2 separate regions of the Homo sapiens genome follow, and region 2 is linked to region 1. The links are chromatin loops, found by intact Hi-C in ENCODE. Cell type or tissue: prostate gland. All regions are shown on one strand. Links, peaks and the distances in the headings refer to the core of each region. The heading gives the core; the rest is flanking DNA.

Region 1 (5,382 bases), core at 255-5,254:
CAACACAGTGAAAGGTTTTTTCCTTGTCTGTCCTGGTCGAAAGAGGAGGCATGGCTCTCCTTAAAGGTGTGACTTGGACCTTGGTTTCCACTATCTTTTGCGCCTCCATCATCACTTGGCCTCTAGGCTTGCCACACAAGAGGATAGAAGGCGTGGCACAGTATGGCCACACCTCTGCTCACACCTCTGTGACCTATTTCCTGCCATAAAAGTTACTATCTCACTAGCTGGCTCCAGCCTTCTTGGAGAACCAACTCTCCTGGTTAACTGCTAAGGGAAGGTGAGGTACAGAGGGCATGGGTGTTGGTGGGAGACCAGGCAGCCACAGAGGTGGCCCCAGTGCTCTGGCTGGAGAAAATGAGAGAAGTTTTGCCTTGCTTCTGAAAGGGAGGAAATAGTGAAAGGAGTTGGCCTGATCTGGTGAACCTGGGGCTTTTCAGGGCAGGGTGAGGGTGCATGATGGGGGAGAATTGCCTGGTGGAGCTTCCAAAGGGGTTTGAGGACATGTACATCTCAGGTTCTATGGAAACTTGCTTGTCTGCATTGGTGTGATATAAGCAATCCTGTTTCCTCCAAATCTTCAGCAGGGTTTATTACATACAAAATTACCACCATCCTGCCAGGTTCCAAGTTGTAAGCAACAGAAACCTATTCTGGCTAGTTGAGGAGCAAATGCATTTGGTAAAGGGTATTAGCTGGATCGAAGAACTCCTGGGGACCAGAGAACTGGGCTGGAGACTTTATGGTAAACGGTCATGCCCAATTCACCCCAGAATGGGCCCGGTGGAGCCCACACTGTGGTCATTTCTAGCATAGATGCTGCAGTATGCACCACCATCTCCTTGGAGGCAGGCCTCCAAGGCCACCTCTGTGGCTGCCTGGTCTCCCACCAACACCCATGCCCTCCGTACCTCACCTCCCCTTAGGGTTAACCAGCCGAGTTACTTCTCCAAGACATCCGGAGCCAGCTGATGAGATAACCTTTATGGCAGGATATAGGCCACCTTGCCTAAGGTCCTGCCACTGCTCTCTCTGAAACCTGTGTGTAGCTGCCACCACCTTCACCAGTGTCACTACCCCTGATTCAGGGTCTCTGGTGATTTCATCTCTCTGTTTCCCTGGGAGACTTGCCTGAGCCCTGGAGGCAAGAGAGGCTAGCACAGCAAACCAGCTCCACAGAGACTCCCAGGTGTTCAAGGTCTCAAATCTAGGAAGGCTGGATTAAAATGCATGATAAATATCTGCTCTGTGACTCTATGTGGAAATCAAAGAAGAAGCTGTATTTTTTTTTCTTTTTAGTCTGAGAAGAACAGAGATTTGGGACCTGACAGTATATGAACAGGAGAAGGAGTAAATCCTGACACACCCCACCACTCCAATTTTCCCAGCAAAAATCTTGGGCAGGGTGTGGACATCCACAGATTGTAGAATGAGGTGTTAAGCATACTCTGACCTACATCTCATGGAATAGATGGGTCCAGGTGCTGTAATCTGATCAACCCCCTTCCAGTAAGAAAATGCCTTAAAACTTCCCTTTGAAAATAAGAAAACTACCTAGATAGAAGAAATTATCCCAGCCATAGGGAACTAGGCAGCATATTCTGTTGCCTCTTATCAGAGTCTGGCCCTAACTGGCTGTGTGTCTGCAGGCAAGCCATTTAGCCTCTCTGGGCTTCTGTTCAATGAAGGGCTCTGGGGGATTTCTATCTATTATTTTGCACTCAGCATTCACAGTTTAGTCCATTCACTTCAGGGAAACTTTTTTCCTGTACTTTTTTGAGATATAATTTATACAAAGTGCACAATGTAGTGTACAGCTTGATGACTTTTTAGGCGCACACACACACACACACACACACACACACACACACACCCCTCATGTAACCACAACCCTGATCAAGATATGAAACATTTCCCACATCCAGAATGTGTCTTTGCGTTTCTTCCAGCCAATACCCCACACTCCAGGTTTAACCACGGTTCCGACCTCTATCACCATGGCTTCGTTTTGCCTGTTCTTGAACTTCATATAAAATAGAATCATACAGTGTACTTTTGAACGTCTGGTTTCTTTCATATATAACATGATACTTTGAGATCCATCCGTGTCATTTTAGGTAGATTTTAAAAACTGCAATTGAAAATTCTGGAATAGAAAATTATTCCTGGCTTTTAAAAATAGACATGCCATGTACAGGAAGGATGGGGAGATTTTCTAGGTCAGCAGAGGGTGCAGCGTTGTCTCCTCTGAGACCGGAGATCTTGATTCAAGCTGCAGAATGTGATTCTGTGGCTGATCCAAAGATTTTATGAACAGTGAGTAAGGCAAGGAGGAAGGGGAGAGGGGAAAGAGCGGGAAGGGAAGGGTGGGTGAGGAAGAAGGCAGGGGTGCTGGGGAGCTGCGGGAGCTTGCGCTTCCTTTTCTGGCATCTACTGTTCTCTCAGATCAAGTACAGTTGTGTAAACAGATCTGTGCCTGGAATGTAAGGAAGGAGGGAGGGGAGCCAAGTAAGTCAGAGACTGCTGGAAAACAGGAAGAACTTGCCTGAAATAGACTAGCTCGTGCCTTCAGGATGGGACTCCTGGAGAAGCCATCAGGCCTGTGAATCAGGCACAGCACAGTAGAAGCACTACCTGGCATTGTGCTGTCCAGGCCTGGGGTGGCACTGTCCCTGTCCGGGCCCCTGTACTAAGTAGTCGAGTATTAATGGGCTGGCAGAGCAACTAGCCAAGCAGAGGCCCCCGTGGCTTAGGGGCTCATCTTTACTCAGCGAGATGAGTGTGGGACTGGCGGGGACTGTCCCTTCCAGTCCCCACTCGTCTTCCCCTCCCACTCCACCCCCAGCCAGCTGCTCTCAGCATCAGGGTGTTGAAAACTTGCATCACACTACATGGAACGTTGTAATTGTGAAATAGTTCATGAGAGATGGAAGGTGGACTTTTACCTTTGAATCTTTGTTCATAAACAAATGGTGCTGTACCCAGTGGGAATTCCACACCATCTCCCAATGCATCCCATCAGTAACAGGTTTTTGCCTCTTTACCTGCGTTTCTCTTAACTGTGATTATTATTTTTTTGAGATAGGGTCTCACTCTGTCACCCAGGCTACAGTGCAATGGCATGATCTCAGCTCACTGTAACCTCTGCCTCCTGGGCTCAAGCAATACTCCTGCCTGAGCCTCCTAAGTAGCTAGGATGACAGGTATGTGCCAGCACGCCCCACTAATTTTTGTATTTTTTTTTGTAGAGACAGGGTTTCACCATGTTGTCCAGGGTGGTCTGAAACTCCTGGGCTCAAGCAATCCACCCGCCTCAGTCTCCCAAAGTGCTGGGATTACAGGCGTGAGTCACCATGCTTGGCCTAATTATTTTAATGAAGTATTAAAAAATTATTTTTTGCTCTGACGAAAGCTGATCTTGTATTCTCCCCCATTCTCTGTTCACTTTATTATTTCCTTACAGGCCTTAAGCAACTGGACACTTCTGTTTACATACTAACAAAGTCCATGGATTCAGGTACACTGAGGAATCAGTTGCTGCTGTTTCCATTAAGACTTTTGGCCTTGAAAAAATATCTTTTAAAAAAATAATTTAGACTTTTTTTTTTTTTTTTGAGACAGAGTCTCGCTCTGTCACCCTGGCTGGAGTGCAGTGGCCCAATCTCGGCTGGCTCACCACAACCTCTGCCTCTAGGTTCAAGCGATTCTCCTGCCCCAGCCTCCAGAGTAGCTGGGATTTCAGGCATCAGCCACCACGCCCACCTAATTTTTTGTGTGTATTTTAGTAGAGACGGGGTTTCACCATGTTGTCCAGGCTGGTCTCAAATTCCTGACCTCAAGTGATCTGCCCATCTCAGCCTCCCAAAGTGCTGGGATTACAGGCGTGAGTCACCACACTCGGCCGTAATTTAGACTTTTATTTTAGATTCAGGGGGCATATATGCAGGTTTGTTATATGAGTATACATGTGTGATGCTTAGACTTGGGGTACAATTGATCCCACCATCCAGGTACTGAGCATAGTACCCAATAGTTTTTCAACACTTGCTGCCTCAGTTTCTTCCCCAGTTTCTATTGTTGCCATTGTTTTGTCCATGAGTACCCAAAGTTTAGCTCCCACTTATGAGTGAGAACATGTGGTGTTTGGTTTTCTGTTCCTGTGTTAATTCACTGAGGATAATGGCTTCCAGCTGCATCCATGTCGCTGCAAAGGACACGTAAAATCTTATCTTTAAAAAAAAATGTCAGCTGGGCACGGTGGCTCATGCCTGTAATCCCAGCACTTTGGGAGGCAGAGGGGGGGTGGATCACCTGAGGTCAGGAGTTCGAGACCAGCCTGGCCAACATGCTGAAACCCCATCTCTACTAAAAATACAAAAAAATTAGCCAGGCATTGTGGCGGGCGCCTATAATCCCAGCTACTAAGGAGGCTGAGGCAGGAGAATTGCTTGAGCCCCGGAGGTGGAGGTTACAGTAAGCTGAGAACATGGGCCACTACACTCCAGCCTGGGCGTCAAGAGTGAAACTCCATCTCAAAGAAAAAAAAAAAGCAACATCAAATCCAGGGCCAGTGAAAAATTGTTTCCAAATTGGCCATGCTCCAATGTGGATTTTTAAAAGTGGAATGAACAACAATGGGACACAAGTATACATCTATTAGAATGGCGAAAATCCCAGAAGCTGACAATGGCAATTTCTGGTGAGGATATGGAGCAACAGGAAGTCTCATTCACTGCTGGTGGGAAAGAGAAATGGTACAGCCACTTTGGAAGACAGTCTGACAGTTTCTACAAAGCTAAGCATACTCTCACTATATAATGCAGCAATTGCACTCCAAAGTATTTACCCGACTGATGTGAAAACTTATATCTGCACAACAACTTGCACTCAAATGTTTATAGCAGCTTTATCGATGATTGCCAAAACATGGAAGTAACTGAGATGTCCTTTAACAGGTGAATGAATAAGCAATCTATGGTATATCCATACAATGGAATACTATTTAACAATTAAAAAGGAATGGACCCTCAGTCCAAACAACAATGTGGATGAATCTTGAATGCATATTGCTAAGTGAAAGGAGGCAGCATGAATAGACTGCATACTGTATGATTTCATTTTATGATATTCTAGTAAGGGAAGAGTTACAGAGATAGAAAACAGATTTATGTTCATCAGGGGATTGGGGAAGAAGAGGGGAGGAATAGGGAAAGCACCCAGAATTGTTTTACAGCCGTGAAATTATTTCATAAGGCACTGTAGTTGTGGAGACATGACACTATGAATTTATCAGTTGGGAGATTGGTAATCCCAGGATGGAATCCAGCCTGTGGCAAAACAATCTAACTGTATTACAATGTGGCATAACCTCACTGAAGGAGG
Region 2 (5,382 bases), core at 190-5,189, 55 kb after region 1:
GACATTTTCATACAATAGCTGGTTTTCCCTTCTTTTTGGGACTCTGCAGATTCTTTATTTATCATCTAAGGAAAGTGTATATAAAATCACATCCAGCATTTCATTTGTTCCCATTGAGGGGTTTATTCACATTAATTTGTCATACTGCTGGAGACAGAACTCCTATTTGGTCATTTATTTCAAACCAAACATTCTTTACCTTTTTTGTCTCTGAAAATCTTTAAGAATAACATTTGTAAATGCATAAAACCAAGTACACAGGATTACAAAGGAAATCAATTATATTGAAAAAGTTTACAACCTTTTAAAAGACAAATTTACGAGATAGTAATAAATGTGTTTCTTCACGCTGTAAGTAACAAGACTTACTGGTAGGTCTACAGCTATTGTAATTTCAAAGTAGTGAAAGTAAATGACATTTTGAGACAATTGTAACAACTATAATGTGATAATATATCTGATTTCTATATGTGGCAGAATCCCGGCTAAGAGCTATTTCCATCACAGTTTGTTGTCTACATTTATCATTGAAGAAAAGGCTAAATTTGAGTTAGGGGTTAGTAGAAACAAAAAGGTTCATTTTTTTTCCCATTCAAGTTCATGAGACCCCTTATTTAAAGGGATTTCCATTCCAGTTCTTGTAATATATCCAGAGTGAAAGTTTCCAGTTATTCTTAGGATAAAGATGAAAACCCTTGATGTGTTTATGAGACCTGGCCCCCTCCCTACCTCTTAATATTCCTGTTTTCAATCTCCCTTGCTCTGCACTTCAGCAAACTCTGCTAGACTGTGAACCCCAGGAAAAGCTCACACCTGTTTCTGCTCACTATAAAACTTTCAGAGCATATTATAGAGTCTGTCAGAGTAAGTGAGCTTTAATACGTGTCGAATGGATCCTGACTACACAAAGGAAGGATCTAGTCTCATGTTTACATATGGATCTAGTCTCATTTTTACATATGAAGAAGATGATGGCCAGAGAGGTTGAATGCCAGTCAGCTCCTGGGATACAAGGTGAGTTAGGAACAGAGCAGGGATTACGACTCAGATGTGGACATCTTTCCCACACCACATTATTCCTCTCCCTTGTCCCCACCACCCGTTAGCTTATTTATGCCCCACCACAGCAGGGTCTCACCTTCTCCCTCCAAAGTATGCCTCTTGGGCCCGGAGTTTCTTGAGCCTATACTTGGTTTGGCAACAGCAAACTAACATTTTCTCCCACTCAACCACTGCCCTTGCAGCTAGCTGCCTGTGAACAGGAGTGCATTGTGACTACAGGTGCAATTTCAATCCTGTGAGGTGTGAAGCTTGTTTGTTTTCGGAGACAGGGTCTCATTCTGTCACACAGGCTGAAGTGCAGTGGTGCGATCATCGTTCACTGCTGGCTCCAACTCCTGGGCTCAAGCCATCCTCCCACCTCAGCCTCCTGAGCAGCTGAGACTACAGGTGTGTGCCACCATGCCCAGATAATTTATTTGTTTGTAGAGACAGGATCTCGCTATGTCGACCAGGCTGGTCTTGAACTCCTGGTCTCAAGCGATCCTCCTGCCTCAACCTCCAAAGTACTGGGATCACAGGTGTGAGCCATAGTGCCCGGCAGTAGTTCATTGAAGCTTGGCCAGAGACCCTTGGCCATGAGCTTTTCAAATCATATCACCTGCTCCCCTAAGGGCCCATTTTTAACAAGCAGCACTGTATTCTTCTGTGGATCAGAATTACTGACCAGCATTTTGTAAACCAGACATTTTATATAAAGCTGATTCTTCAACAGAGGACAAAAACCCCTACTGTAATATACTGACCAAGAGCCACAGATTAAAGACAGAAAGACGGCGTGTGAACAGGCATTGCTATCCCTACCGCCATCTTTTTAAAGAGAAGACTGAGTCCCGGGGAACCCATGCTGGGGACGTCAAGCCTAGAAGAGCAGAGTCCAAGGACTGGACTGACTGCTCGTCTTCAAACATCTGAAGGGCTGTCAAGAGGAAAGTCTTTGTCTTGTTCTTGGAGAGCCCCAAGGGCACAACCAGGCCCCATGAGTGGCTGCTCAGTGAAGCCAATTTTTGCTCAGAATTCTGATAATGGAATGGGAGCTTCACAAAGCTAAGTGCTTCCAGCAGGGCGAGTGAACAGTTGTAAAAACTGTTTATAGAAATTCCTGTGTTTGAAGATGAAAGTTTCTTAAAGTCTGAGCCATGGGATACCCAATGGTGATTTTCAAGTACAACAGCAACTCACTGCTCCATCCCTGCTGAGGCTTTAGGAAGAGATCTAGTCCTCGATTCTTCTGAAACTTTCACTAAAATAAAACTAGTGTACAAACGTAAGGAGTGGTGGCAAGGCTAGATACAGTACGATCCACCGCCCCCTTCAGGCTACAGACAAGTAAACGAAGGCTCTGGGAAGGCAGCTGACTTGCCTATAAACCAGGCCGATGCTTTTCTAGTAGTTTCCTGATCTACCCTGCTTCTCCTGTCAGGTTACTGCAGCAAACAGGGAAACAGGTAAGCACAGTTGGGAATTGGGATTTATAAAGAGTTGTGTCTTTCCAGTGAGGTACATTTTTTTTCTGCCTGTGCCTAACACACCTAACATAAGATGACCTGGAGAGAGAAAAGCACAATACTATGTCATTGCACCTCCCTCAGGGTTAAAATGGAACCAAGAAGCCCACGCAAGCAGCAGATGTAGCATCTATGAAGAAAGTGTGAGTCAGAATCCACTTAAAATGATGTGTCGTACCTTTGATGTGATTTGGCACTTTGCTGCTGCTTCTGTTGTTTTTAAATTGGGTTCTCTCACCTTACTCTTTTTTGATTTCGAGTTCCCTTTCTCTCCTCGCTGAGAAACAAATTTTGTGAAAATAAACTGGGACATGGGAAGCATCTATTACCGAAGACGCCCAAATGCAGAGAGGAACCCCATTGAGTGGGTCCTTCCTGCACTGACAACGGATGGATTTTGCCTCCTGCCATTTGATCATGGATTTGGAAATAAAGAGCGTGGTTAACTGTCCAGGGTGACCTCTCCAGCTGCCCAGCATGCTCAGACACAGTTGTTCTGGGAGGTAATGAAGAAACACCATATCACCATTTCTGCCTCACATTTGCATATTACATCACTGCAACCTATCACCTTTCAAAGGGGGAAAATAGGTGTTATCACCTTTACCCATATGTATTTTCATTTTCAATGACAAGCTTTTAACACTTAATGAACAAAATTCCATTTTTAGTGATTATTACCAATTCCTTAGTCCTTTTCAATGCCTTTTAAGTTTTCCTCCCTTTATTTAAACCTAATCTTTAAGATTCAAGCTTTGTCAGATAGACAACAGGCATAAAGCAGAGACCATAATACAGGTGATTTTTCAGCATTATTTGCTATGGTCATGAGATTTTTTTCTTTAGCCTATTAAAATGATGGATTATATAAAGATTTTCAAATATTGAGCTAGTCCTTGCATCCCTGGAATAACCCCCACTTGGTAATAATTCCTTTTATATACTCCTGTATTCAATTTGCTAACATTTTATTAAAAATTTTTGCATCTGTACGAATTTGGAATACTGGTCTGTATTCTCTTGTGCTCTTTGGTTTTAGTATCAGGGTAATATTGGCTTTATACAAAGAGCTGGGTAATGTTCCTTTCTCTTCTAGTTTCTGGGAGAGATTGTATAGGATTGGTGTGAATTCTTTAAATGTCTGGCAGAATTCTCCAGTCAATCTCAGAGCCTGGAGTTTTTTTTTTTTTCTTCAGATTTTAAACTATGAATTAAATCATTAAATAAGCTATTCAAATTACAAATGTCATACTGAGAATTTCCTAGGATACGTTTCCTAGGAATTTGCCCATTTCATCTGAGTTTTCAAATTTATGTATGTAGAGTTGTAGCTAGTATTCCCTAGTTATCCTTTCAATGTCTATTAAGTGACATCCCTTGTTTCATTCCCATTAATGGTGTTTTCTGTTTTGTCAGTCTTATTAGAGGTTTGTGGCTTTTATTATTTAAGGAGCCAGTAATTTGTTTCACTGATATTCTCTATTGCTTTTTGTTTTCAATACTGATTTCTGCGCTTCTTATTTCCTTCCTTCTGCTTGCTTTGGGCTTACTTGGCTCTTCATTTAAATTTCTTGAAGTACAAGCTCAAATTATTGAGATTTCTTTCTCCTCTACTGATATTAGAATTTTAGTGCCACAAAGTTTTTTCTCAGCACAACTTTAGCTGCATCTCACAAATTTTGACATTTTTATTCAGTTCAATATATTTTCAACAATTATTGAGACTCCCTCTTTGGCTCATGGCTTATTCAGAAGTGCGTTGCACTGTTTCCAAGTGTTAGGAGATTTTCCTGTTATTTTTCTGTCGCTGACTTCTAGTTTGACCCCATTGTGGTCTCTCAGTTTTATTCCAGTTCTTTTAAATGTGTTGAAGTTTGTTTTATGACCAGGATATAGTCTACCTTGGTATATGTTCAGTAGGCACTTGAAAAGAAGGTGTATTCTGCTACCGTTCTGTGAAGTGTCGTATAAATGCAAATTAGATCCTGTTGGTGGTTACTGAGTTCAATATCCTTGCTGATTTCCTGTCTAGTTACCCTATAAATTATTGAGAATGGTGCTTAACTCTCCAACTATAATTTTGGGTTACCTATTTCTCTTCTAAGGTCTACCAGTTTTTGCCTCACATTTTTTGCAGCTGTGTTACTTGTTGCATGCACCTTTATGATTGCTGGGGTCTTTTGGTTGGACTGATCCTTTTATTATAATGTCATGTTCCTCTCTGACCTTGGCAATTTTTTTTCTTTTTGCTCAGAAATTTATCTTATTTAATATTAATGTAGTCACTCCTGCTTTCCTCTGATTTTTGCATAGTATATATTTTTTTATCCTTTTACTTTCAACCCACATATATTGTTTTCACTGAAGTTTCTCATAGCATATAGTTGGGCCATTTAAAAATATACTCTGCCAATCTCTTAATTGGTGCTGAGACCATTTACATTTAATGCAATTATTGTTATGTTAAAGTTTAAATCTGCCGTTTTACTTTGTTTTATATTTTCATTTTCTCTTCCCTGCCTTCCTGCAGGTTGTACTTTTTTGGCATTCTATTTTATTTGTGCATTTGAGTACATTTCTTTGTATAGCTTTTTTTGCTGGTTGCTCTAGGTATTACATTAAACTTACCAAAAATCTACTAGTGTCAACTTTTGCCCATTTGGGTGAAGGATAGAAATGTTACCTCCCTTTACCTTCTGATATGTATAATATAGTTGACTATTTCCTCTACATAGACAGTCACATGAGAATGTTACAATTTTTGCTTCAAACTTCAAACATAATTTAGAAAACTTACAAGGAAAAGGAAAGCCTA

What was found. Hi-C counts contacts between places; a loop is a spot of excess contacts. Peaks named below come from ENCODE experiments on the same cell type or tissue, not always from the same donor. Only the 100,000 strongest peaks of a DNase experiment are listed, where the experiment ranks them.
Region 2: it touches region 1 in a loop (3.0-fold over the local background); 2 of 110 quality-filtered maps call a loop at or near these places.

Annotation. Positions count from the first base shown.
Region 1 is chr2:106,028,223-106,033,604 of GRCh38, forward strand. No RefSeq gene overlaps it. Among named protein-coding and RNA genes, the nearest start is that of ECRG4, 35 kb to the right of the region's middle. In prostate gland, for the core only: no CTCF peak of the experiment used is centred there; a DNase peak (open chromatin) is centred at 2,509; H3K27ac peaks cover 1,180 bases.
Region 2 is chr2:106,083,165-106,088,546 of GRCh38, forward strand. No RefSeq gene overlaps it. Among named protein-coding and RNA genes, the nearest start is that of ECRG4, 20 kb to the left of the region's middle. In prostate gland, for the core only: a CTCF peak has its summit at 2,372 (motif pointing left); a DNase peak (open chromatin) is centred at 2,387.